Regions from separate parts of the Mus musculus genome. Here all the other regions are linked to region 7. A link is a loop called in an ENCODE intact Hi-C map of the cell type or tissue named here. Cell type or tissue: left cerebral cortex. All regions are shown on one strand. Region 1 overlaps Enox1 (ecto-NOX disulfide-thiol exchanger 1). Region 2 overlaps Enox1 (ecto-NOX disulfide-thiol exchanger 1). Region 3 overlaps Enox1 (ecto-NOX disulfide-thiol exchanger 1). Region 4 overlaps Enox1 (ecto-NOX disulfide-thiol exchanger 1). Region 5 overlaps Enox1 (ecto-NOX disulfide-thiol exchanger 1). Region 6 overlaps Enox1 (ecto-NOX disulfide-thiol exchanger 1). Region 7 overlaps Enox1 (ecto-NOX disulfide-thiol exchanger 1).

Evidence for each region. Hi-C counts contacts between places; a loop is a spot of excess contacts. Peaks named below come from ENCODE experiments on the same cell type or tissue, not always from the same donor. Only the 100,000 strongest peaks of a DNase experiment are listed, where the experiment ranks them.
Region 1: a loop joins it to region 7, with 2.1 times the contacts of the local background. A loop is called at or near these places in 2 of 42 quality-filtered maps.
Region 2: it touches region 7 in a loop (2.6-fold over the local background); 2 of 42 quality-filtered maps call a loop at or near these places.
Region 3: it touches region 7 in a loop (2.1-fold over the local background); 2 of 42 quality-filtered maps call a loop at or near these places.
Region 4: a loop joins it to region 7, with 2.5 times the contacts of the local background. A loop is called at or near these places in 11 of 42 quality-filtered maps.
Region 5: a loop joins it to region 7, with 3 times the contacts of the local background. A loop is called at or near these places in 5 of 42 quality-filtered maps.
Region 6: it touches region 7 in a loop (2.7-fold over the local background); 2 of 42 quality-filtered maps call a loop at or near these places.

What each region holds. Positions count from the first base shown.
Region 1 is chr14:77,223,331-77,227,330 of GRCm38, reverse strand. All of the region lies in intron 1 of Enox1 (ecto-NOX disulfide-thiol exchanger 1), which reads right to left. Among named protein-coding and RNA genes, the nearest start is that of Enox1, 69 kb to the right of the region's middle. In left cerebral cortex, no CTCF peak of the experiment used is centred here; a DNase peak (open chromatin) is centred at 1,767; H3K27ac peaks cover 491 bases.
Region 2 is chr14:77,282,127-77,286,126 of GRCm38, reverse strand. The region is part of intron 2 of Enox1 (ecto-NOX disulfide-thiol exchanger 1); the gene reads right to left. Among named protein-coding and RNA genes, the nearest start is that of Gm41217, 87 kb to the left of the region's middle. In left cerebral cortex, no CTCF peak of the experiment used is centred here; a DNase peak (open chromatin) is centred at 2,016; H3K27ac peaks cover 528 bases.
Region 3 is chr14:77,212,663-77,216,662 of GRCm38, reverse strand. The region is part of intron 1 of Enox1 (ecto-NOX disulfide-thiol exchanger 1); the gene reads right to left. Among named protein-coding and RNA genes, the nearest start is that of Enox1, 58 kb to the right of the region's middle. In left cerebral cortex, no CTCF peak of the experiment used is centred here; DNase peaks (open chromatin) are centred at 1,596 and 1,913; H3K27ac peaks cover 1,531 bases.
Region 4 is chr14:77,480,873-77,484,872 of GRCm38, reverse strand. All of the region lies in intron 5 of Enox1 (ecto-NOX disulfide-thiol exchanger 1), which reads right to left. Gm6994 (predicted gene 6994) reads left to right here. Exons shown (of 6, transcript NR_033141.1): 5 at 3,652-3,751. Among named protein-coding and RNA genes, the nearest start is that of Gm6994, 24 kb to the left of the region's middle. In left cerebral cortex, no CTCF peak of the experiment used is centred here; a DNase peak (open chromatin) is centred at 1,522.
Region 5 is chr14:77,575,938-77,579,937 of GRCm38, reverse strand. It overlaps Enox1 (ecto-NOX disulfide-thiol exchanger 1), which reads right to left. Exons shown (of 19, transcript NM_172813.3): 8 at 2,153-2,326; 9 at 768-974. Among named protein-coding and RNA genes, the nearest start is that of Gm52115, 19 kb to the left of the region's middle. In left cerebral cortex, no CTCF peak of the experiment used is centred here; DNase peaks (open chromatin) are centred at 1,423, 1,889 and 2,318; H3K27ac peaks cover 786 bases.
Region 6 is chr14:77,439,862-77,443,861 of GRCm38, reverse strand. Enox1 (ecto-NOX disulfide-thiol exchanger 1) reads right to left here. Exons shown (of 19, transcript NM_172813.3): 5 at 1,963-2,104. Among named protein-coding and RNA genes, the nearest start is that of Gm6994, 65 kb to the left of the region's middle. In left cerebral cortex, a CTCF peak has its summit at 1,588 (motif pointing left); DNase peaks (open chromatin) are centred at 2,119, 2,875 and 3,369; H3K27ac peaks cover 219 bases.
Region 7 is chr14:77,157,867-77,161,866 of GRCm38, reverse strand. All of the region lies in intron 1 of Enox1 (ecto-NOX disulfide-thiol exchanger 1), which reads right to left. Among named protein-coding and RNA genes, the nearest start is that of Enox1, 3.1 kb to the right of the region's middle. In left cerebral cortex, CTCF peaks have their summits at 2,078 and 2,297; DNase peaks (open chromatin) are centred at 2,320, 2,561, 2,925 and 3,208; H3K4me3 peaks cover 2,072 bases.

The DNA.
Region 1 (4,000 bases), 65 kb before region 7:
CAAAAGGAGCTTACGAAGCATATTTCCCAACGGATGCCTTCAGAGTGGTAAGGAAGAAGAGGAAAACACGCCTGTTTTAAGGCCTACCCCACCAGGATACCCTCACCACTGGGGCTACAAAGGAAACCAAGTGAGACAGAGCCAAGATTTAGGAAAACTGATCCAACACTAGGAGTAAATCTCGTGATGGCTGGTAACTGTCCAGCTACAATGTTCTATGGGACATCATAAACTTCGGCTTAACCTACCTACCTACCTAATACTTATATCCAACCGCTTTAAATTTTCCCGTGACACATGACAGAAGGGATTTCCATTGAGAAAGGTGAAGCAGCTCAGAGCAGAACACCTGCTACTAATTTGGAAATTGAGTAATGTCTACTCCAGAACAAGGGCCAAGTGGTACAAAGGAATGAGGTCCCAGGGAGGATTTAACTCACATCAAGATGAACAGGTTGCTGGGCTCTGAGGAACCATCATAGCTGGGTGTTGCTCACCCAGCCACCCCTTTCTCTGCACCAGCATAGAAAGACAGCTGGTGTGAGTTCCACATACTACTGTAGATGAAGTGTCAATGAAGGAAGTTCTTCCTGCCCTCTCAAGAGAGTCTCAGTACTGAGAGGAATTGAGCCTGTGGAGTGGAGGAAGGCAAAGATGGATCTCTAAGACACTTACACCTAGAAGGGTAAGAAAGAAGAGAGGAAAGAAAGAGAGGGGGAGGGAGAGAGGGGGAGGGGGAGAGGGAGGAAGGAAAAAGGAAGGAAGGAAAGAAGGGAGGGAGGGAGGGAGGGAGAGAGAGAAGGAAAGAAGGAAAAAAGGAAAGGAGGAAGGGGGAGGGAGGGAGAAGAAAGAAAGGAAGGGAAGGAGGGAGGGAAAGAGGAAATTTCCAAATAGCACTCCATTGGCAGAGTAACTGGAGCACAAGAGAAGCTCAGGACAGAATAGAATGGGAGAAGCCACCAGGCTCTCCTAGACCTTACTGGTTTACATTAACGTTTTCAGTTAACTGTATATCTAACAATGATGTGCCGTCACAAAGAAGGTTTTGCTTGTTAGTCTGAGGTTCTTTTGCACAACCATTGTGAATGATGCTTTCTACATAAATACCATCAAAAAGTAGCAGTTAACCTAGATTTAAAAACTTTTATTAATGACACTGATTACACAAAAATGGAAACATAGATTTCCAAAGACTATAGTTCTTTGTGAAATTAGAAAAAATATCAAAAAAATCCCAACAATTTAAAGACATGAAAGTCGGTGAATGGGAAATAGTGTGACCTCAAATTCACACAATTTAAGTCAAATTATTTAAAGGGATCATTTTGGGGGAAAGGAGGTCTGAATAGTCAGAGTATTTGTAGCCCTGACCAGTCTTGAACTCACTGTTTAGCACACATTTGCAACCCTCTTGACTCCGCTTAGAGAATTCTGCGATTACAGAAGTGTGCAAACTGTGCACAGCTCTCAAAAAGGCGTCTTTTAAAATCCCCAAATGCTAAGATGTAACAAAAATAAAACATGGTAGGTATGAATAGTTGTTTTCTGCTCCTATTTTATTGAGGGAAAAGTCAGAGCAAAAAAAAAAAAAATCTTAACACCATGATCAAAGATAGAATGCTGCGGTCTACACTGTTCACTCTTCACATCTCGATCTGCAACAGGCTGAAAACTGTGAGCAGCGCATGTCTAGCCTTCTGCACACTTCATGAAAGATGTATTTGTTCCAAACAACACGTCTCCTGACAGTCCTGCTACGGAAAGAACATGAGTCACAGAGGCTGAGAGGCTCTCCTTCTAGTTCCAATGTTAGGCGAAGTGCACAGCTTCCAGCCGTACACTTATACAGAGCCCGTGAGAAAAACAACCTCCGAGCTGAGACAGCCAAGGCTGGCTTTGGTACTTTGAGGCCTGGCATCCGACATCTCAGATGAATAAGCAAGAATTCAGCCTAGGCACTGGCTGCCATAGAGTGTGGGTAGCAACATCAAAATGGCTCCTCCTGCGACCTATATGAACACTGGGACAAACATCACAGACCACGTGGAGGCTGAAAAACCCCTGCAGAGGGCCCGGCGAGATGATTCAGCCAATGAAAGCATTTATCACCAAACCTGACTCCTTGGGTTTGATCCAAGGAACCTACATGATGAAAGGAGAGAACCTACTCCAACAAGCTGTCCTTTGACCGTGACATGAGCACCACAGCAAGCATGCATGTGGACATATATACATACATACAATCAATCAACAACAAGCATGCATGTGAACACATACATGCAATCAACTAATCAATCAATAAACATATAATATATATATTACACATATTATATATATATAATATATATATTAATTCTGATGAAGTGGCTGCAGAGGAAATGGCTTAGTGAGGAAGATATTTTTTTGTGCAGACAAGGACCCTGAGTTTGATCCCCATTATCCATGTAAAAGGCTAGACATAATACCACATGTTTGTAAAGCCAGGACCTGGGAGATGGACACAGTCAGATCTTCTGGGCTCACTGACCAATCCACTCAGTCTAACTGGTAAACTTTGTGTCCTGGTGAAAGGGCTTGGTTAATAAGAATAAGAATAAAAAAAAAAACAACCAACCAAACAAACAAAAAAACCACCCAAGGTAGATGTGCCCTGAAGAATGGCACCCAATGTTTGCCCTCTGGCCCACTCGTGCATGTGTATAGTGTCCACCCTAACCCCTCCCACATGCACAGGAATCCCAGGACATAATCATCTTTGGGGTCAGTCATTAAGGGTTCTATGTAACGTGTTGTGGGAAGCTGGGTGGCCCCTAATGTAATACTGGAGTTTTGTTATAGAAATGATTGGAGAAAAAGAAATTTTCTCTATAGAATGATTCACAAGCCATAAAGATCATTTTCTGTGCCCACAGTAACTTCTGATTCAATTCACATAGTCTGAATTGGAGTATGGGCTATACAAAGGACTCCTTCTCTCTCTCTCTCTCTCTCTCTCTCTCTCTCTCTCTCTCTCTCTCCCTCCCTCCCTCCCTCCCTCCCTCTCTCCCTCCCTCCCTCTCTCTCTCTCTCTCTCCTCTCTGTCTCTTTCTATCTCTTTCTATCTCTGTCTTTCCCTGTCTGTCTCTCTGTCTCTGGCTGTTTCTCTGTCTCTATTTCTCTCTGTGTGTCTCTATATATCTCTCTGTATGTTTCTCTGTCTCTCTCTTTGTCTCTCTCTGTCTCTGTCTCTCTCTGTCTCTCTGTCTCCCTCTCTGTCCTCCCCCGCCCCACCTCTCTCTCTCTCTCCCCAGGCTGAGTAAAAGGAGCAGAGAGCTGGTTTTTCATAGGTTGAGGGAAACATCCCCAGACAACAGCAGTGGCTGGAGAGAGGCTCCAGACTATTCTTCAGGTTACTCCTTTTCTGAATACTAAGGACATTTCTTAGGCCTTTTGGATGCACTGAAAACTAGTTTTGAAAGATAAGATATTAGACCATTTCCAAGGGGAATCCGAACACTGGAGATTATTTACTTTGCTGTAATTACTCTGCACACAGGGAGATTAGCTTTCCAATGCTACTGGCTTTGCATATAGAGATTTCAAAAATGAAAAATGCAGTTCATATCTTGAGTACTTAGGGTTTGGAGTCTACAACGCTGCTAGGAGTGAGGACAGGTAGGTGCATCCCCGCACAGAGAAGAGTAATTACAGACAGCATCCATTGTTTATATGTCCGAACTCCTTTCTGCCAAGTTGTTTATAGAAGGCATCTTGATTTTTATTAGAGCCACTGCTAAATGAGAATGTGTTTATATATTCACAGATGGATTTTAGTTTCTTAAGTCTCAGATTTTAAGGCAGATAGCAAGGCAGTTAACAAGCCCATCTCATCAACAACAGAAGAAGGAAAAGGTTTTAAATTGCGTGAACAATCTTCTGGAAGACACCAGTGGAACCTTGGTACTATTGAACAGACAATCTTTATTTGTATCATGACTTTAGCAGAGACGAAATTTATTCC
Region 2 (4,000 bases), 120 kb before region 7:
TGATAAGTTCTTTATGGGAATCAACCTTCATTGTTTGTAAAGGGTCAAATAATAATATTTTTAGCATTCCAGGCCACAAATTTTTCTGCAGCATACTCTTTTTATGAACAACTCTTAAAAAAATATTTTTATAATCTCCTAGCTCTAGAGCTGGGGGAAGTGGCACACACCTTTAATCCCAGCACTCAGGAGGCAGAGGCAAGCAGATCTCTGAATTCTAGGCTAGCCTAGTCTACAGAGTGATAGCTAGGCCTACACAAAGAAACCCTGTCTCCAAAACAAATGAACAAACAACAACAACAACAACGTTTCCTAGCCCTTAAGCCTTAAAGAAGTGGCTGGATATTTCCTAGAGCCTCAAAGTCTGCCCAGCCCTATTTCATGTGTGATTGGGGGGGGGGGGTGTTTATTGTTGGCTGTGGCATAAATGGGTGCTAATTAGGGCAAATGAGGCATCAGGACCCACTGATTGCTTGTCATCCAGACTCTGTGATTCAGTTCAGCCTCCAGGAGAGTGCCTCGCTTCTGGCATTCTGCCAGACACCCCAACACATCCCCATCGATCAAACATCTTTGTTAATACTAAGCCATGGGAGTGATCAGAATATGTCCACAAATAAAAAAAAAATAAAAAAAGCAGGCTCAAGGTTCTGGGACTCAGGGTCTGACTTTCATACCCCTAAACTGTCTACGACAAAAGGGTACCATGCTCTCAGCACCCTGGATCTCGGAGGTTGGAGTTACCCACCATCCTACCAGGCAGGAAAGAAATGCACCTCTGGGCCAATCACAATAGCATTACATTTATTGGCTACTATTTTGGCTGATTTTGTTTTTGTAAAGAAGAGGTGAGGTGACAGGAGAAAGGGATACCAAGAGAAGAGAGGTCGGAGGAAGGGAACATGCCAAGGGAAAGAGTAGGAAGAGAAACCATTGCAGAACAGTTTGTCTAAATGTTGTTATCTCATAATTAGGTTATTTTCACTCAGTACTTAACATTAAATTCATCCCAAACTGTCCTATAATTCTAAAGCAGGATTCCATATCTTTCTCAGTTTCTAAACAAGTACAGGGGCTCTCTCTTTTGATCTTTTCCTTTACCAGCAGGATACTTAACTTTGACGTGTCTTGACTGTCAAGCATCCTCTAGGTCAAGGCCTGTAGAATACCTCGTCGTTGATAAGCCTCCCGAGCCCACAAATGAATGAGAAAAATGAAGACATCTTGCTGCCCATGGTTCATTATCTCTGCTCTATACTCATTCACAGGATGAAGAGAGGCATGAATTCAGGACCCTTGCCCTTTACCAGCCTGCATGACTACAGAAGTTCTCCTCTATATTGAGTCATTGCCCACGGGGTAACTGAATTTAGCTCATCCCATGCACCCACTAGTAGTTGGTTCACACAGAGACAAAGTTCAGGATCATATAGTGGTAGTGATACTGCCACCAACAGAATGTGCCAGCTGAGAGCCTTGGTTCATTACCACTTAAAGAGTGGTGATTTTGAGAGAAGGAGGAGGTAACTTAGAGATACAGAGTGGGAAGTCTTCCGGCAGATAAGGAAGCCAAAGGTAACTAAGTCATGAAGACATTGTGTCAGAGAGAAGATACTTACAACTTCTGTCCTAGGATGCCAGAACCGACTGGTACCAGTGAGGGTGAGCCTCTGTACCTTTCAGACAAAGTGACCCCAGGGTCTGAAATGACTCGACTTCTATCCTTGATGGGAAGGTCTTGGGAGACCTTACTGTGAACTGATGGAAGAGGCAAGAAGTTGGGAAGCCGGCATCCAGTGATAAGGTTCTGATGACCAGAAAAAGGAAGGAAAGAATTGGGGGGTTGGTTGAAGATGTCTAGGGAAGAGAAAAATCTGAAGTCGACTTGGAGATGCATGGCAGATCCTCAAAACAGACTGGAAGGGGGCGGAGAAAAGGTCACTGCAGAACCAAGGATGACTGGAGCTCCCTGCCTGGGGAAAGGATGGATGGCTGTGTTTTCGTTACCAAGACAACATGGCTAAGAGGCAGCCTGAGAGGTCCCAGAGCCCTCTCTGAGAGGCTCTTGCTCTCTATGATTTTGGGAACGTATCTTCTCCCTTTTAGAAGTAGAATACATCCTCTCTTACTCAAAATGTGTTCAGCACTGAAGTGACTCACCCCTAGTTGTAAGAGGATGCTGTACACTGCAGTCATGCTTCAGGAACACATATTATTCAGCATTGGTGGTGGGAACAAACCTCGGTTAACACTTAATCCAAACCCATTTACAGGAAAGACAAATAAAAGCATTTTCAACATTTCCCTTTGTGCATAACTTTTTAAACATGGGAAGCATTGCAGCAGAGGTCTGCCTTGCTTGTAGAGAACATATAACACATTCCCCTCCACAGGAAACTAAAGATACTACAAATAAACTTGCAAACATATATTTCTTCAAAGCATTAATTTTTAAAGCGGCCAAAATTGCTAACAACCAGGGAAAGTACCGATTTATAAATTATGTTCTCAGCACATAGTATACATTGTGAATTTGCATGCATATTAAATGCAAATAACCAGAAGAGCATAACATTAAGGTTTCAAATTTATATGTGCAAAAGACAGTAAATTCTAACATTAAAATTCTTCCCAGAAAATATTAACTCCCCATATCCCATGTGACTGTCACAAAGTCAGCCGAGTGGTCTCACCGCAGAACTCCGGAAGTCCATAACCTAGGATCTGTGAAAAGTCGTATCACCCAAGCTGGGAATGGATAGCAGCCCGGCTGGCAAAGTGGTCACCCACCCCTGGCTTCAGTCCCTCACACTCTGTCCACTGCATCTCAACAGCATCAAAAGCTCAAGGTCATTCTTGGCTACAGGCAGGATTCAAAGGCAGCCTGGGCCACATAAGAACCTGTCACCAAACAAAAACCCAATTTTCACATAATCCATGGACATATCAATTTGTAAGATGAGGCAGACGAAGCCAGTGGCATCGCATGGGACAGAGAAAAGAGGCTCTCAGTGTCCGGGTTTTCAAAAATATTATTCTGTTAGTTAAGATCTGACAGAAAAAATAGCGCATCGATAAAACTGCCACTCCCGTGTCAATGAAAGGATCAGATCTCTGCTGTAAAGGTGATAACATTGAGGAGCCAGGCAAAATGCAGCCAGCTCTTCTCTGTCTGTACAGTGAAATTAAGGGCTGTGTGGTTGCAAAGGCTGTGCATTGACTTAGCGAGGCTCGATGAGTGTTGGGGGCTGGCAGCAAGCTACATGTTGCTGGGCGGGGGGGTTGTTGGTTTGTTTTGTGTGTATGGGTATATAGCCTGCATTTTCTGTGCATAGAGTGGAGACGGGAGCCAAAAGAGTGTCAGCGCCCCTGGAACTAAAGTTACAGATGTTTGAGTTTCGACATGGGTGCTGCCAACAGAACTCTGGTCCTCTGGAAGAGTGGCAAGGGCTGCTAACTGCCAAGCCATCTCTGGGGCCCCTGGGTGTTTTGTTGATGTTACGAACATCTGCAATCAGTTGAGGTTAGGGAGAGGAACCAACTCTGGCTATGTGAATGAGCCCTGTCAAAGCAAGTGAAAGCAGTAAATACAAAACCTGGGCTTCCAGGAGGCAAAGAAATTGTGCCCCGGAACTGAAACATGGAAACCCAGGACAGGCAGCCTTCATCCTCTACAGGGTTCAAACCCAACGCAACACCAACTTCTGCCAGAGTTTCCTGACTATGGTCTAGACTGAGGATTGGACGTATAGTTCCCTCAAATTTAATCTTGTGTGTATAGGTATAGACACACACACACACACACACATAATTTATATGCACATGCTAGGCAGTGTATAGATGTATAGATAGATGGAAGAACAGACTATTAATAGATTCTTTTTTGAACAAGGAACAGATACTGATATAAAATGCAAAAGGCCTTGGAGTTTTTATTGTTATTGTGTGGTATATGCATAAGCTATAAAAGAACTGACCCTGAGAGCCATTTGTCATGTTT
Region 3 (4,000 bases), 55 kb before region 7:
TGAAGGGTCCCATAGTTTCAGACCCAGCAAATGCACTAGTGAGCCTGCCACTAGACAGTTCAAGAACAGATCTATGTAGACTATAGCACATGGTGTCATTTTGTGCTCGCTCAATTTTCAGCAAGTATTTATTAGCTATGGAAAGGTACAATAAATACCTAAAGATTTAGAAGCCAAGAAAACAACTGTCCCTTTTTCTGCTCCATGGTAGATATACCATAGCTATAGGGCTGCATTTAGACGGGTACATAGACAAGAGCCCATCAGAAGGTAGTTGGTTCAAAACTGGGTCAGCAGCTTGTTAGCTATGTGACCCAACAGGAGGGAATTGGTGCTGGTAAGTCTCAGTTTTCACTTTTGGAAAATATGGATAATGAAATATTATAAAAGAGGGTGGGGATAAAAGCCAATTTGGAAATACACTTGCTCTATGTAAGTGTTAATGTTTAAAATGCTAACCAGGTATCTCTAGAAGATTAGCTAGATGAGGGATGACCTCATCTATGGCATGACCTTCGAGAGTTAAGAAAATCCCAAGAGAAACACAGATGACAAGTACTGGGAGTTCAGTGTCTGTCACAGACAGGGCAGACTTAAGTTTAAGATGAATGTAGGGTAGGCTGGGGAGATAGTTCATCTGGGAAGGCGCTTGCTATGCAAAACTGAGGACCCGAGTTCAATACCCAGTACCCTCATAAGGGCTAGGCATCATGGCAACACATATCGTTAATGCCAGTGCTGGGGGAGGCAGAGACAGGAGGATCTCTGGGAGTCATTGGCTAGCCAGTCTAGCTGAGTCACTGATCTCTGGGGCCTAGTGAGAGACTGTCTCAGCAGATACCATGAAGAAGGAATGAGGAAAACACCCAGCTCAGCCTCTGTCAACATATGTGCGCACATGTGCACACATACACACACAGAATGCAATGTCTGCCGAGCTGGGGAAGTACTCAGTGGTGCTCTGGGAGGGCACAGTAGGGACCTGGGCATGGGAATGGAATGTATTGTAATAAGTATTCTAATCCCAGCACTGCAGAGGCAGTGAAGGCCACTATGATTTCCAAGCCACCCAGGACTACATCGTGAGTTGAGACCTCGTCTTGAATTCTTAAAACCCTAGTGGCTAATGAAAGAAAGTAATAATAAGAAAGAAAAACCAACATGAAAAAGAATTTCCAAAGAAGCAAATACAGACCTGTCTAGGAATATAATAAACTGTCTGTCCCTGGAGATAATGAAAACATACCGAAGAAACGTAGCTTGAAGGAATATGTAACAGCAGATAAAGACTGGACGTGACGTAGCAATAGTAACATTGGTAGCAGATGGTATTTGGTGCTTCTTAAGTTCCAGACACTGTGAGAGGCACTTCACGTACACCATCTTGTACCCACGTACACATACAACAAATCCACCAGGGTAGGGAACATCCCTCGCTGTTCTAGCTACTGAGGGCATTGAAGAATATTCATTTGTCCATGATTTCAAAAGCCTGTCCCTTCTACTGAATTCAGTTCAAATTCCAAGACTCGGAGAAACTGGGCATATTTCACCCAAATGCTAAAAAGAAACGAGAATGATTACAAATCCCAGTCTGAATGTGAAGCACTCCCCAAATAGCATCCTCCTTTTCACACAAACAAGGCAGCATCCATCTGGACCACGAGGAAACCTAAAAGACACGCTGTGTCTGTCCAGGACGATGACATCACTATAAAAGGGAACCTTTAAAAAGGCAAGGAGGGAAGGGTATTTAGCTGGCTTTTCCCCATAGAGTATGAGCTGCCAACTTTTCCCCCATCTGCTCCTCCACAGGAAGGAATCTAGGCTCCTGACCTATGTCTCCAACAAGGATCACTGAACCTGTAACTCAGCCCCTACCTTGGCAAGCTATAGGGGAGACAGGCCTGTCAGGCAGCAGCATCTTCATCCTGTAGGAAGACATGTTATGTGGCTTTTTATATGGGAACATCTTGATGTTCCATCTAGGAAAGCCACATTTGGGCACTGTGAAGTGTAGCGGGTGTGTAAGTACCTCTCGATGGGCTACTGTTCACTTCTCTAGCACTGAAGCCCAGAGCACAACTCGAAGCAAGATCCGTGCAAGCAAAGTTGCAATGATCATTAAAATGTTTCCAGTCTCTAAAAGCTTACTTGGGAGCTTCGGAAGTGTAGCGCACACTCCCTGTCTGGATTGCTCCAAGATGATATCATCAGAAATTCCAACTGAAAATTAAGAACAGGAAGACAGGCGTCTCGGTTGTTCCTAAAAGCGCTTTAAACTCATAATCTTTTACTCAACAAAGTACTCCTTGAGCACAGGTGCCTTGGAAGCACATTCCCCCCCCCCCCCCCATAGTAGAGAGTCAGGGAAAAGAAGTAAGAGACACTGAAGATACTTAAAATTAAAAAGGAAATGACATCATAGCTACAAATGGGACCCCAGACTGTCTGGCTGTGCCTCTCCTTCACATTGGTGATGGTATACAAGGACCTATATAGATACCTTGAGAAACAGAGAGGGGGAGGAGGAGGGAGAGGGAGAGGGAGAGGGAAAGGGAGAGGGAGAGGGAGAGGGAGAGGGGAAGGGGGAGGGGGAGAGGGAGAGGGAGAAAGACTAAGAGAGACAGAGGGGGGGGGAGAGAGAGAGAGAGAGAGAGAGAGAGAGAGAGAGAGAGAGAGAGAGAGGAAGAGAGGATGAGAAATGAATAAGATGAAACCCTCAAGCTACAGGAGGTAGAAAGTGAGAATCCTGAATATTTCATTAGGATAAAAATGTCCCAATATAAGCTCTACTACTGAAGACAGTTATTCTGGGCTATCTGATCAGCACTACAACACCTTATCTCTTCCCATCACCGGAGCAGTTTTGATACTTGAAACAACGTAATATATTACACTCTAATACCTATCTGCTTCAAACACAGTCAGAAAACACCCACACCACATAAATCATACATGGCATCACATTAGATCTTTTAAATAATGTTGTGAACACCAGGAAAATATTCCTGGGGTCCATTTTTCATGTTTCTTTTGTTACTGCCCAGATGGAACTGTCTATTTTGCTTCTCCATCAGTTCCTTTCAATTAAATAAATCAAATGTGTGCAAAGGCTGAGAGGAAGCGCAGGCAGCTGAAAAACAGGACTGGCCCCTGTTGGCGCCCATGGGCAGCCTAGAGTGCTTGTTGCAGCAGGCCTGGCCTCCTCCACGTGCCCACCTCTGATTAGCGAGGTGCCTTGCCTGCTCCTTGGCATCTGTTCCATTGATGCTTCCAGCACTGACAGGAAGGGAGGGAGTTCCCCAACCCCTGGGCATTCCTCGCTCCCTGGCAGTGGGATCATACCACAAAGATGAAACACTCTATGGATGTATATGCACCACGCACAAGGACCTCTTTGTGTCTTTCTGCATTGCCTGGACAAGAGCAACAGTGGGGATGTGAGAGACGCAAAGAAGAAAAATGCAGATCGGAGGAGAAGTGGTAAGGAATGCCTCCGTAATGGATTCCAGCAAGAGAACTGGGAGGGGATTTAACTACAGACTAAAAGGAACCTCAAGAAGGTGGTATCTTTCCAATTTATAGTTAACCAATTTGCCCTTCTTCCTTCTGTCTGTCTGTCCTTCCACAGCTTAGTCTTACCTCTGCTCTCAAGAGAGCCCTCCCCATGCCTCGCATGCAACTTTCATACACTTAGTTAGCTTCTCCTTAGTCCCATACAAGAAATATTCCTATACTGTTTAGTTAGCATAAGTGCTTTGGCTCACTGCAAGTGGGGCAGCAGCACATAGCATACCTACAGAAAACTGACGCTACTGTTCTCAGTTTTATTCAAGTAGCAGACAAAGTAATGGGTTTTATTGGGATAATTTCACACATCTCATTAAACTTAGTTATTATTAATCCCAGTTACTCTGCCTGATTCCCCTGTTCCCTGACTTGCTGGTTCTTTTACAAACAAAAGGAGTCCTTCCTGCTCTCATGTCATCTGTGTTAG
Region 4 (4,000 bases), 320 kb before region 7:
CTGCTTACAGGCTGTGGAAGCATGCTTTTCAGAAATTAATACAGAATTTGAGAATTTTTATCAAAGGGGACAGGAGTGCTCGCCATGGCCCTACAGCTTCCCTTCAGGCTGCTGGTATTCACATTTGCTGCCTTGTGTGTACCCACTACTTCTCCACGCCTCCCTCCTTTCTGACTCACATCAAGGCCCACCTTCTCTGAGGCACCTTACATGATCAATTCTTGCCTCTCTAACTTCAGCATTCCCTAAGGTGTGGGATTTAACAGGGAACAGAAAACCATTATTTTAATTTTTAATAGTTAAATTTGCTCTGAGCCATGTGAAATTGCTGTTTCTGTGGATTTAAAAGCTAGCCAAATATTAGCGCTTTCATATAGTTCAACCTAGTATATGACAGAAAGAAATATATTTTAAAAGAAGGACTTCACCATTTGTATACAATGAGACAAAAAATGAGTACTTTAAAGGCACATGTAGAAATAAATAAGTAAACATATCTCTTGACCACACAGCTGTAGTAAAATTATTAAACTTGTATCCACTAATGGAATTGAACAGTGGCATTCTGACAACCAGTGTTCTGTGTTCCTTATATGTCCCATTTTGTATTCATGGTAGCCTGGGGTGGGAAGGATCTCTGTATTTGGGTCCTTCAGCTGGTTCTCAAAGCATAAAGAGGCAAGAAGCACTTAGCATAATCCCTACCAGGTTGGTGGGTGGGGATGGTGTTGTCTTACCAGAGAACATTGGTTGCTTTCCTTCATGTTCATTTGAATATGTGAAACTGATGGAACAGAGGGTGCTGTTCTGGCCAAAAGTCTATAATGTAGAGCAGAGTAGAACCCAGGTGTCCCTGGCGGCTTTGATGGGCACCCACTTCACCAGCGCTCTGCATTACAGTGACATGTGGGTATTGGCAGCTTAGGGGCTGGTGATCTGGGCTCCTGTTTTGTAGCACAATATGCATAGCCTCCCCTCCCTTCCCCCAAACACACACACTTTCCAGGCCCACTGAGAAAGGAGGCTGTGAAAAGCCATCTTCTTTGGTGATATCCTGTGACGATTGTCCTTTATGCCCCCATAGCAACCAACTTTAAGTTCTTTTTAAAACCAAGACCTTGAAAGTATAGGAGGGTAATGTTTTCCAATTCATTAGAAACTAAACTAAATTAACTTCCTGTATATTTTATCCTATTAAAAAAAAGACATAAAATAGTCATGGTGTTGGCACTTATAGGGCTTTTGTCAGATTAAAAAAAAAAAAAAACGGTCATTAAGAAATTAAATCCTGCATACTCGTCAGCCTTTACTTCCATGCACAGAATAATGGGTCTTAAAATACAGGCGGTTGGTCATGGGTCTTAAGATACCTGATATGAAAGATAAGCATCTGTTGTAGAAGTGCATGGCTGAGAGAGGACAACATTATTTTCATGTGTGGCACAAGGAAGATGCCAAGAGCAGGAAAATCTGGCAAATTCTGAAAGGATGCAAGAGTCCTTAGTGGGAAGAGACAGAGGAAGTGGGCTGGAGCTCTGGCAGGGACCAGGGACCAGGACCAGGCTGTGTGAAGCTGGCGGAGCACAGTGGAGGCGGGGCACCGTGGAGGTGGGGCACAGTGGAGGCGGGGCACCGTGGAGGTGGGGCACCGTGGAGGTGGGGCACCGTGGAGGCGGGGCACCGTGGAGGCGGAGCACCGTGGAGGCGGGGCACCGTGGAGGTGGGGCACAGTGGAGGCGGGGAGAGGATTTTCCTTTAGCAAGTTTACTCAGAGACCACTTTCACTGCGTGTATCTAACGACAATGGTACTTTTATTCTTTAAAATCTTGTTTTCCTCTTCAAAATTTTACTTTCAGAAAAATGTCAAGGGATTTTAATCCATGCATGCTAAATACAATGTTTTCTTATATAAAAATGGTGGTTTATCAACCAGAAAACTGAAGTAAACCTCTTTAGAGAAGATGGCTCAGAAAGATAAGGGGAGTCTTGGCAACATAAACACGCTCTTACCAGCTCATGAAATGCTAAACCTAGGGCTTACTGTTCATGGCGGAAAGAATATCACTGTAGAAGGAAAATAAAGCAAGCTTTTATAGCATGAGAAGGAATCTCAGAATTCATTAACCAAGAGACCAAAACAATACACAAAATATTGTGGTATATTTTAAGAGAGCTTTAAATAAAGTCACGGGGGACAGATTTATAGCACTCTCATTAAATCGGGACAGCAATGGCGGGGGTGTGTATATGATCCTTGGTGACAGGAAAGAAAGTATATTACTAGACTTTGTATTGACTAACTGCAAAACCCATCAATGACACGAGGGTGACAGGGCTCCTAGAGGAAAGGTACTGTGTAAGCTCGAGTTCCCGACAGAGAAGACAGACAGCGTTGCTCCTAATCAGACCCGAAGCACAGCCTAATGAAATGTGTTTGGGAAGTTCAGAGCAGCACGTGTGATGGCAACACAAACCAGCTCCACTAAGTTTAGGAGAGGATGGAAAATAAACATTTAATTACAGAACAAAGTAACCATATACAGAAGACAAGAGAATGAGTTATTCCAGACACAAGTCACTGCCTTACAGGAGCTGCTCTGTAGCATTCTGACCCCAAAAGCATGCTTGGTGGACAGAAATGATGCCGGTGGGGAGGGGATGGAGGAGGGAGGGGATAGTAAATAGGGATGTGGACAGAGTCCTCAGAGGAACAACTTAGGTGAGGCACAACTAAGTCCAGTAGGGTTGTTGCTCCAAAATCCAGAAATGAACATTGCAGGCAGTATGGGTAGATAAGATGTTTTAAAAAATAGTTTGAGGGCTGGAGACACGGTTCACTGGTTAAGAGCACTTTCTGCTTTCCCAGAGGGCTAGAGTTTGGTTCCCAGCAATCCCACCAGGAGGTTCAAACTACATGCAACTCCAGCTTCAGGAGGTAGGTTTCTTCTAGCCTCTGTGGATATCTATCTATACATCTAAGGCATACACGCAAGTGCACATGCGTGGATGACACACACACACTCACATACACACACTCACACACATACTCACACACATATATGCATACACACATACATACATACACACACATTTTGAGAGGAGGAACAAAGGGGAAACAGGATCATTTTTGGTTGAAACTATTATGATGTCAATCCCACTGTGAGTGTCCCCTGCAGTGAAATCACCCTTCCATTGGGAAGGTACAGTCAACAGAGTAAGTATGGGGTTTCAGCCTGAGGTACAGTGGAAGCCCTGAGGGCCTCATTTACAGAAGCTGCACTCAGGGGGAAAAAAAAAAAGAGCTTGAGTGTGTCTGGCCCCTACACCAATGTGACTTGACAGTAGGCTAAATACTTTAAGTCCTTCCCCAGTGAAAATATAGATTTCAATTTGAACAGTAGTTCAAAATGAACTACATGAGCTCAACAGAATTCTAAAGCATTGGTGCCAGTTTTAGAGGACCACTTACTTGCCGGGGGAAATGATCAATTATGAGAGTGATCTCCACACATTAGAAGAACGAGAGCAAGTGATGGACCACGTCGGTGAAGCATTGCTCTAAAAGGGATGGAGGATCATCCAGGAATCACAGGTCCTGTTCATGCATTCTGTCCCCACCCTGTTCACTCATTCTGTCCCCACACATCCAGCTCCCACCGAGGAAACACCTGCTCTGTCCAGCACCATTTGAAGTTCTGTACCAGCAAGCACTTCCTCCAGAGAAGGGAGGTGCAGCTAGCTTGGTTGAAGGTGAGTATGTGAATCAATTAAAACACTGGTTAACAGAAGCGTCGGAGGGAGGACCAATTAATGGGCCAGTGATGGCGAGTTTAGATTTTCTTGAAGGATGCACAGAGGTGAACATCTGCAGGTCAGGGTCTTTAGAAAGAATAAAATGAGGTTTCAGACATGGGCACCATGGTGATCAAAAGTGTGAAAAGGGTAGGGTGCTGTTTAGAAAATCAGCACTTTTGATTGTCTGAAGTCTGCAAAGCAAAT
Region 5 (4,000 bases), 420 kb before region 7:
TTACCTTTGCTCTGAGTTAGGTAGGCAGTCTGCAGGGTGGCAGATGGCACTAATGTCGCTGGAGGAGCAGCAAAGGGCAGGGAGGGTAACCTAAAACTAAATACTTCCAAAGTACCACGGTAACATTAGCCTCGGTGTCCTTTGGTTTGACTGAGGCTTCCGTGCACCTAGTCAGACTTTTCCTATAGAAACCCAGAAAGCTGAAGGCAGCACTAGGCTTCCTTTTCACATGTGTAAACTTCTCCTAAAGCCTGGTCCTCCGGATAATGATGGTAGAGCAGGCAGCTGTGTGTGAGGACAGAGGGCCTGTCACAGGCCCAGGAACACATTCCCTGCAAGAAGGGGATCTTGCTTCCCCCCACACCCCCCCACACCCCGGGGTGAAGATTGGAAATGCACTTTTAAGAAACTGAAATTATTCTGAGAGAGTACTTTACTCCCCCCCAGAGGATTACATCCAATAATAATAATGGTCCTCAGTACTCAAAATATTGCTTTTCATCTAATACGCACTTGAGAACATTAATTAGAAACTCTGTGGAATTCCTTGAGACTAGATGGTAGGCAAACCTGCCTGTGGAGAGAGGCACAGGCTTAACAAAGAGCCCCGTGGCAGCCAAGCTGAAAGGTGAATGCCTCCTTCCCCAGCCCCCACGCTACCAGGACTTATTGTGTGTGTATTAAGGCAAAAGGGAAGGAGCTCACAGTAACATCAGAAGACAGAAGACAGGATAGAGAGCAAACCCCCTTTTACTAAAGCAAGGTACCAGAGAGGTAAATGGCTTTGTCAACCATGAATTCCTCGGCAAAGCGAATGTGACAGAAATTCTTCTTGCTCTTTCGGATGGCTGTGATATCTCCACACTGCTCAAAGACTTCTTGAATAATTTCTTCCGTTGCATTTTCTGGTAATCCTCCAACAAACACAGTCTTACACCCTGGAGGTCGTTCTCTTGTGGAAGGAGGTGGAAGATCTAAGATCACAATGAGAAGAGTTTTGTCTTTTTATCGATCGGCTCTTTACCAGGTTCACAGGGCAAAGGTTCCACTTGCAGAGTTGTCTCCAGACTGAGACACAGTCATTTTTATAGCAAGTTATGTCTCCCCAACCCCATGGCTACTCCTCCCTCCCCTCCCCCATCATGTTTCCTGATCTTCTCCCCTCCCCGTCAACCCCCCCCCTTTATTTCTCATGTTCATTTCTGCACAGAGTGGCTGTGCTTGTCCAGGAAAAAGATAACACGTGTTAGCATAATTTCATTTCTCTTTCATACACAGACACCCAGAAGAAGAAAAAGAGGAGGGAGAGAGCGTCACAAGTACAAAGCGCGATGAAATGACACATGATGAAAAGGCCTGGCTTGCTGCTGCTTTGTCTTCTTGCCAGATAAAGGGGGCAGCATCGTGGGACGAGGGAAACACAGCCCACGAGAGAGCATGCAACAATACTTACCTGGCTGCAAAGATGCTGAGTCTGGGAAAAGCCTTGGTTATTATTCACATTTAAATGAGCACACTATTAAATTTTGAGGAGGCTGTGTGAAAAGATAGTGTATGCTGTCACAACAGTTTGCCAAGTTTGTATGTAGATTACTACAGCTATCTCCTGAGAAGTCCAGTTCAAGTAGGCAACACTGATTAATACGAATTTTTTTTAAAAAAATTTCCAGGTATGTAAGCCTATAAACTTAGCATCAGAGGCTAAATTAATCAAATATATAGGTCCTTCAAGTGAACGTGACTTAGCCCAGAAATTCTGAGATGCGTGTTCTTCCTGCCTCTCACCTTTCCCCCAAATTGCCACCTGCCAGATTAATTCACGGTTCTATCTAGTAAAACACACTTGAGACTTTCTCTCCCGTTTGTGGAGGTGGAGAGAGAAGCTGCCAGATTTCACATGAGGCATTCCAGAAAATGCTAGTTCGCTGCACACAGGAAAGACTCTTAGTGTTACACATAAACTCTCCGAGCTCACTGGCTTCATGGTACTTATCCAGTGGCTGGACAGCTGAATGCATGGACACATCCTTGTGTACCTGTCCTAATGTAGAGACACAGCCTTGGGTAGCACATCGCACATCTGGAAATGAACCCAATACTATTTACAAAGGAAAAGGAATATGTCAGGCAGCTGCTTCTCCCTCCCACTTACTTGGATTTTGGGGGAAAAGAGTACAGCTTTTGCAGTGGATTATTTCCTTGACGACAGCCACTTCCGTTGGGGGTGGGGGTGGTACCAGCCCCAGACCGGGTATCATCGGGTTAATGGGGGTGATTCCAGTCATCATGTTGAGGCCTGGATCGAAGCCCGGCACGCAGATTGAGTCTGTGAAAGCATACAAGACAACACGTTGGTTAGACATTGTTGGTTCTGTTTGCGTTACTGTCTCCCACGGACTGGTTAACTTTATATTTCCTCTTCCTCTGGAGTTTCTCTTGGCATACGATGTAGAATTACAGAAAGCTATTCTAGAAGGGTAAAGGAGAGAAAGTGTACAATGTAGAACCTACAATTCTACAAAAAGGAAGTTATATTACTTAAAATATTAGCGCGGCAGAACAGAACACAGCATATTAAAGTGTGAAACCATGCGCCATGAGGCTCAGCTATTACCGGGAATGCAATTTTCTGTTCCTCAATGTTAGGGCATTGTTTACACTGCCTTATGATTTACAATGTGGAAAGAACATTTGGCATTGAAGTGCCCTGAGAATCGAATTGTCAGCCTACTTTTATCAAAAGTCCCTTCTGGTCCAAGTGACCTACGTTTGGGGAAGTTCACTTTATATGTACATGCTCTGTACTGATCACCCAGGTCCCACCTAGCCCGTTTCTCCTAGGGGAGAGCCTGACATGGAAGAGTGGGTATAATTGCTGTGGCTGGGTTAGAGGCATGCAGGTGTAAAATTAGCTGTATATATTTCCCAATCCTATTATATAATCACACTTTCTTCCTTTTACTCTATCAATAAACATTTGGCCCACCCTTCTAAAATTTTTATGCCTTGTATCGAAAACAACCACAAAACTAAACAGAGCCAAAGAGGATAGATTTTCCATATAAAATGCTGAATTGATTTCCAAGTGTGACAATGAAGCAAATAATGTCAAAGGTGATATACCGGGACTTTAAAAGGATAATAAGTGTGGTGAGAATAGAGAAAAGAGAGTCCTTGTGTAAATAAGTGCAGCTGTTATAAGTAAGTCAGCAAACACCAGAACTTTCATGGGCCCAGTGATCCCGTTAGTCGGTATATATCCAAAGGCAATGACTGGAGACACCTGCACCCCCATGCACACTGCAGTGTGAGCCAGCATCCGGAGTCAACCCAGATGTCTGAGCAGATGGATTGATGGATGTACTGAGGATCTGTGGCTCAGGGACAGAGCAGTCCCAGCCAGAAATAAAAATAAGATGACTTTTGACGTCTGTGATATCATAGATGTCAGTTAAGTGCAATACGCCAGGCTTACACAATAGGACCAATTGATTTATGGCAAAATCTAAACAAGCAAGCAAGCAAACAAAACCAGCCACAACAAAAACTGAATTCATAAAAGTACAGGGTAGAATCCTATACAAACTTTAAAACTTTAAAGCATCAGTTAGTGTGTGACAAATGGCTATGATGTATCTATCATTAAAAACAAATCAAGTAAGCCCTTTCTAACCACAGGTGTATTTTCAAAACTGTGTACCAAGACAAAGGGATCCCTCTCTTGGGGCTTTTTCTCTCTGTAGAAAACAAGGCTATCTCTGGTACGATAAAGTTCTGAGATAAGCAGACAGTCACACTGAGGAAGGACCTGGGGGTCCTCTACTATTCTGCAATGAAAAATTTAAACTACCTCTCTATCTCCTGTCTTTCCCTGCCTCTTCTTAGGTATTTGCCCTTTGACCTTTCTGTCCTGTTGGGTTCTCATGTACAGAGATGTCTGTCCCTCTGTAGGCTTTACTTTTTGCTTAGCTGTGCTGAGTGGTTAGACAAGTCCAACAGC
Region 6 (4,000 bases), 280 kb before region 7:
CGATGTCCAGACTCATGAAATGATGTACAACCCTCACACCCATTATGGACACATGTACACATACTATAATAATCAATACATTTTTTTTAACAGTGTGACATATGCCCAGAAACTAATATTATTCTGCTTACAAAGGAAGAAATTTTGCTAAGGAAAACAAGCTGGTCACAGAAGGACAAGTGACCACAGTTTGGTTCACGGCAGGACCCGAAAGGATCAGATTTACGAATGATTGAATTGCAGTTGGGGCTGGAGCTATGTATACATATGCAGAGTTGCTCTTTAGTGGGTACAGAATTTAAGTTAAGATGACAAACTGCTGTAATTCTCAAAAAACACATTCATGATATACATAAAGTTATCCATGCACTGAAAATTGTACTTCACATTTTCTGCATCTTTTAAAAATCACAGGCTCATAAAAGGAAACCACATCTTTGGGCTTAAAAGCAGACAGGTGAAGGAGAACCTGGCTTGTGGATGATGGGAGGTGCACTCAGGTGACCCCTGAGCGCTCATGTCCGCCCAAGTGTGTCTGTGTCTGTGGATACAATCATCATTGAGGTCCAGCAAGCTACCAGATCACAGACTGGACTGGAGTGGGAAATGGGGGTAGAACTTCCCATCAACCCCAGCTCCTTAATAAATACCCACAGCCATGCTCTGCAAACTAATGGAGATGCCCAACAATGGATGACGAGATGGGAAACTGGAGTTCAGCCCAGGATTGCAGTAAAATTTGCTTGGATTTCTCAATAGAAACCAAAGAAATAAACAAGTAAAACACAGTAAAGGCCTATTAGGGAGAAGACATTTGTCACCTTAGACAGAATAAAAGTCCCATGAAATACAATAAATGCCTCTGGGAAAAAAAGATGTGTTATGCTAGGAACTAGTGTGCGGCTCCTTGGTTGTTCTTCATTTAGTTTCTGTCCACTCCGTGTTTTGGGCCTCTGCTGCTTCATCCAGCTATGAAAGATGCATGAACTGAATCTAGTGTTTTCCAACAGTGTCCTCAAAATAAAAGTATTTTATTGGGTGCTATTGGAAAGGCATACATATTTCCAGATGAGAGCTGTGCCCGGCTAGCAACCTTGCACCTGATTGGGCAAAAGTATTGCTAGCTTTTCAAAAGTGCTAACACACACACACACACACACACACACACATGACACTCAGGCATGCACATGTGCATACATGCATACACACTCTTTTACACAAGCATTCCTTATCATTCAAGAAACATAAGGTGAGAACCTCCTGGTAGAACAGAATGAAGACACTTGGTCCACTGAGATTCCACATTTAAATATGCCCTGGTGATGACACTAGTTAATACTGACTAATGTAGTTTTGATTTCTGATATTTCAAAGTGCATTTTTATCTGTGAATACTAGCTGATTAAAATTACTTAGCAAACTCTGGTATATGGTCATACCTAGTATAATCTACCGGAATCTACTCAGTTAAGAGTTTCTAAACCGGACTGGCGAGATGGGTAATAGCACTGACGGCTTTTCCGAAGGTCCAGAGTTCAAATCCCAGCAACCACATGGTGACAACCACTTGTAATCCCGTAATAAGATCTGACGCCCTCTTCTGGCACATCTGAAGACAGCTACAGTGTACTTACATATAATAATAAATAAATCTTTTTAAAAAAAAGAGTTTGTAAACCTAGAAATAACATAGGTTACAGTCAATGTGGAGCCTGCGTTATCTCTAACATCTTCACGGCATCACATAGGACACGTGATGATGAGAATGAGATGAGATGTACCACAGCACGCTCCCCTTTATTCATGTCTATTGCCCAGTCAGATGAAAGGCTCACAACTCATGCATTATCTACTTGCAGGGCTGCTTTTAAAATGTATTACCAGTGTATTTTTTTTTAAAAGAAAAATCCCTTGAAATTAACAATCTCTTTTGTAATAAAAATGGAAATAAATAACACAAACCTTAAAACAGCCTGTGGAGAAGAAGACGGATATCTGTCCTTTCGGGTCTTGATTGAAACAATGTATGCAGAGAAGTGTTTTATGGAAGCTGTTCAAAGGAAGTCCCACGGAAGACAGGATGGCTCCAACATGCCAAATGCTTCTGGAAGCAAAGAAAGGCACACTGTTAGGGAACGCTTCCAGGACCAACTGCCAGTCCCAGTTTCTATGCTCTGAAAGTACATTCAGTATGCTTTTATTAATTTCTATTGATTTTGTACCCAAATCATTTAATTCATAAGCGGTGACTTGAGACACGGAGCTTTCAACATTTTATTTAGAAACTGCAAACAGCAGAGAATATTTGATAATTTTACTTCTCCATTTCCCCCCTTGACTCATAGGGCTCAGACTGAAGAGCCCTGGGCAGGCTGTGAGCATCTGGGAAGAGCCTACACCCCCCACGCCTATAGGCATGGGTCTGGGCAGGGCCTTCATATAGAGGGGAGGTTTGGGGGACATCCACCCTACCCCAAGGAGGAGAAAAGCAGACAAGCGGATGGCTGAGCTCAGGGCTAAGTACTGTTTCTACTAAGACCCAAGGGCTTTGGCTCACATTTCAGTTCGTAGCCTATGAGATTTAGAAAACTATTTCATAAACACAACCGATGAGAGGCACATGACCTCCCAAGATACCAAGTCCAAATATTACTAAATTAATTATGGAGTTGTGTTTCCTAATTTGCTTTAGGTTTATATCAAATATTGTCTCATTCTGTTAGGCCCTGTAAGAAGCAGACAACCAGGCTCAAGCAATGCTGGCTTTCCCTTCCAGCTCTGTCTCCTAAAGCAAACAAAAAGAGTTCCTTGGAAACCAAGTAGCTCCCTGGCGTGACAGTGCAGTTTGTGTGCTCTGCTATGCCAATAACGTCAGTGCAGGCTTCTTGCTTCCGCGGGTCTCATGATATGACGCATGGCTTACTTCTTCGGACACAGATGGGGATGGAGTCTACATCCTCGGAGGCTGCCTGAGTGTGGTAGGGAAGAGGCTACCACCACCTGAGTGACTCAAGAGGACTAAGTAAGGTTTGACAGGGCTCTGGATTTCTATTTTCCTCTTCAGTTAGCAACATGGTTCTGGAACCCTCACAGTTTGCTCCCCACCAGCTGCCCTCCCCCACCCCCACCCACCCACATACACTTAAGTGTGTCTCAGGACTCATTGTGCAAGTCTACAATGTCATGTCCTTTTGTCTGAGTCTCGGGACTTTAATCTCATTTGCACCACACTTTGGAGGTGCCCTAGAAAGGCTAGACAAGGAGAGAGCCAGGATCGCCTCACAGAACTTTTAAAATTTTTGTATTTTAAATCCGGCAGTGAATCATAAGTCACAAATGGAGGAACAGCAGGAAATGGTTGATAGTGTTTTCAGGGTCTGAAGTTCGAGGCTATTATGTGGGGGAAGAAAGGAGAACAGAGTGAGTTCAACTGTGCAAGAAAGAAGGAAGAAGTTGGCAGCGAGTGGGAGGGAGGGAACAGAGAATCTAAGTTCTAGAAATACAAAATAAACAGACCATAGTGACTAACCTCCTTTTTCTTTCTTATTACCATTCAAATACATTCTAGCATTCAAATTCAATGTAAAATGCATGGGTCTGCTTACAAACCAACCAATCAAACAAACAAAAAAACCCCAACGTATGAATGAGTCAATTAGTAAGTCATAAAACTCAAGAAATATGGAAATTGTAAGACTGTTCTCCTCCCATCCCCTGAAAACAAAGCCTCACAGAGGAATACAACTAAGTTGGTACTAATGAGAATGTGATGAGGAGTTCAACTTTCTGGAAAGTTCCAACATGGTCATGGAACTCAAACTGTCTCATCATTTCCCCCCACACAACCCTTTTCTGGAAGGTCATTTTGAACATTAAGTAAGATCATTCCATACACGGAGAGGTGCGAACTCACTGCTGAAGGCTAATGGCACTGCCGATGGACTGTATAGAGACATCACTGAGGGTATACCTGCTCAAAAACCTCAGAGGGTTTGAGGTT
Region 7 (4,000 bases):
ATAGGCAACTGGCTCTAACAGTATTCTATCACAAGGATAGAAAGAGCAACAGAAAGAGGCGTAAAGTGACATATAGCGTCTCTTTGAGTCTATGAACACATTATCTTATGTGAGGAAAGAGGAGAAGGAAAGGAAATCCCAAGATTCCAGCAGATCAAATGTATGGCTATCAAATATTTAGCATCACAATGCAAATGCATTTAGAAATGGTTCAGACTTTTTCCCCCCTTAAAATAACCTTGAAATTCAGATTAATCTCTCAAGTCCCCAAACAAGTACATGCCCTGGACAAGCTATGCTCAGACAATGGAAAATGTTTTGTATCAGTGAAGTTCACTCGAAATCTGCCAAGCTATTATTCTGTTTGAAAATCTTTCTGGCTAGAACAAATTAATAACAGGCTTCGAAAGCTAGGTTAAACACACTGCAAATCAATTTATCCCCCTCCAAATCTGCGAAAGTGCATCGTTTCTGGTAAAAATGCCTCTTCAGTGGCACTTAGGACTGTCACTTCATCGCTCCCCCGAGCAGTCCGCTTTGGTCCCTCACGGAAGGTGCTGTATCTCAAAGGCTTACTGTGCTCATCGGCCACAGGCAAAGGGAATACTGATTCTTTACACGCATGAAGAACCTCAAAACGCGTCACGTGTACGATATATTTCCTAAGTTAGTAGAAATGCTTAAGTGGACTAAGTTTGCACCGATAGTATGTTCGCGATCAGTTTTTGAGTTCAGTAACAATCTAGATTACAACTGAAGAGACTTGCCCTCCACCAGCACATAGAACCCCTGGAAAGATGGCTTTGCTAGAACTGTGACATGAATATGATACACTGCAATCGGTTCCACCTTCACCAAAGACCCTAGATCACTTATGATGCAGGAAAGGAAGCTCCTGTCATCCATCTGCTACCTGTAATATCTGAACTCTTGTAGAGAGACAAACTGACCAACACAGTCTTGAATCTCGCCACTGTCAAAAAATGCCAGTGTCGAGATAATACAGTCGGTACTTTACTTGCTGAACAAGCATAAAGACCTGAATTTGTTGTAAACACACACACACACATATAAAATTTTTAATCTTTTTAAATGGTGTGTCCTTGTAATCCTAACACTGGGGATGCAGAGACAAGTGTACCCCTGGGACTTGGGCTCTCTGGCCAGCCTAGGTAGCCTAATCAACAAGCCTGAGTCCAGCAAGAGACCCTGCTTCAGAAAATGAAGTAGAGAGTTTTTAGGTAAATGAAACAACATCCAACCACTGTGCAAGAGAATGACTCTGTACACACAAAGGTGCAGCCTACACACACACACACACACACACACACATGCACACGCACATGCATGTACGCACACAAAGACACTCACACGGAATAAGAGAGTATTAAAGATTGTTCTAAACTATAAACAGCTAGCAAGGCACAGAGCTTGCAGGTGGCGGGAAGGAGGTGGGTTCATGGGGCCGAATGCAAAATAAACTGTGTGCAGCACACCTCAGTCCACACTCTAGCCTAGTATGTCCGTATTGATCTTCACTTGTAATTACTATGTACTTTCAAAGTATCCTGATTCAATCCCAGCTACAAGTTCCAATGGGGGAAAAAGGGAACGAAGAGAGAATAATGTGGAGGAGAAAGTAGGAGACAGTCACCAAGGAATTCCATCCCAGGGTATCCCAGGGAAGCGGTCCTATGGGCTGTCACCAGGCTGCTGTATCCCTCCCGTGCCTCCGGAATGCTTGGAATTAAATAGTTAAGCTGGAAAGCATCACTCTCGACTTGGCTTTTAGCAGTAAAAGGCTGCCCTCTACTTAGGTATCACAGAGCTAACTCAAGCTTTTATAACATCCTAAGAGCACCTAACGGTAGTCAGTGTGTGCTCGGGATGCTTAATGGCTTCTGTGAAGGTTAGAAACCTCCCTCCCACTCTGGTTTTTCTGTTTACACCAGGCTTTAAAAGGGGCAATAGAAATGAGCGCTTCATTTCCTCAACAATCACCACACAGTTCTTATTACAACCAAAAAATTCAAAATTGTGTTACTAACATTTTTTTTTAAAGAGACAGGTTTGCCTGTCTGAAGTGAAACTTGCAGATGTATGTCAAGTGGAGGGCTTCGATGCCTGGGCTGAGGACCATGGGCTGGGGACCATGGGCTGGGGACCAGGATGTGCATGCAGCTGTCACTGCTCTGTTTTTCATTCACAGTAGGTGGTTGCCAGGCAACAAAATACTATTGTCTGTTTCTGTGATCTATTGGCCAATTCTACTGGTGATAATGCTTTTACAGTTTAAAACAGGGCCACCTTTCGGACAAGAAGAGATGAGCAAAATTTCCGAGGCCGACAAGAATATATATATGAATATAAATACGCTGCAGGTACCCTAAATCATATGCATCCAGTTTATAACTGTGTGCAGACATAAATATATATTTTGCACATACCCATATATGTTTGTGCTATTGCACACATTCTTTTCCAGTCTACACACATATACATTTCGTAGGCCTGCAGCCAGCATCTAAATCCATGTGGGAAAACCAGAGCATGAACTAGAGAAATAAAAACACAGTCAGAATCATTTTCTCAGCAACAGCAACGACTTCAGAGGTGTCAGATGTGTCAAACCCTGTTCCTTGATTAGGAAGCCTTCCAGAGAGCAAAGCTCTTCTTCCTACTTATATAATAGAAGATTGGGAGGCTTTGTCATCTCCTTTGAACCATCTCACATATTAAATAAGCCATTTAACTTAATATGTGCTACCAGACCATAAGTGTGTTAAAAGACCTTTCAACTAGTGTTACCATTTACACATAGGAATCTTTAAAATTTATTCATCTTAAAAAGAATTGAATTGCACTCCCTGGAATAGCCTCACGTGACTCTCCACTTTGTTTGGATATGGGTCCCTGGGTAGTTACAGCCATGCTATGTTCCTTTTGCACATTCCACCAGCTTACAAATAAAATAACACACAGTGTGCTCAATATAAAGTTGTCAACATTATCCTGCATCCCTTGCCACTTGCTTTGCATTGACAAGGTTACAAAGATAAGAATGACAATATCCTTAAAGTGTTCAGACATGACATCAAAACAGTCTGAAGGAATTAAAGCTCGAGAATGCCGGCGGCAATCAGGCTTAGAAATGAAGGGAAATAAAAGTAATTTGTACGTATTTCTGGAATGGCACTACACAATGTCAGGACAGTCTCTAGACTTCACACAGTGCCCATCCGTCTTGTCTCACCATATTTCAGAAGCACTTTAACTAATGCTTCCCTCTAGAGGGATGAAATTCATTACCATTTGCAAATCTGCATATCACAAGAAAGCGGAATAATCAATATCCATTATGTGCACGGACATTATTACTATAAGTCTCCTATCAAGAGTGCAACGCTAGCAAAACAAAAGCAAAGTGTGTTAATCACAACCTAAGTACTAGACAAAATTACTACTTTTCCAGAGAGCAGTCTTCAGCAGACCGCAGCTGCCTCCCACTAGAGCTCCCAGGGACTTCTTCACATCGCCACCTACAAAAGACCCACCACCTCCTTCCTTGGGTTCGTAAGCACCAGGGTCTCTGCCAACAATCCATTTCCCTTCTCCTTTCTTCACCTTCTTCAGATCCCTTAATGACCCTTCACTACTTCCTCCAAAGGACCAAACTCAAACATGCAGCCCAGTTTGCCATGAATCTCCTCTCGTGCATTCGTTTCCTGCATTCTCCTAAAGCTACTTTTAAAAACCACTACCACTGAACAAACATAATCTCAACAAAATTTAAATTTTTTAAAATGTTATAACAGTGGAAGACTGCGGAAGGGGGAGTAAAGCACAATGTGCAATTTGAAGGAATGATACTAGCCGGATTACATACACTGGGATGTGTATGCCATAGAGCTGGGTTTCCCCACCTGTCGACCCCACTTCCCCCATGTGCTCGCTGCGGGATGACAACCACAACACTCCAGAACCACCCCCTCCAAGGAGG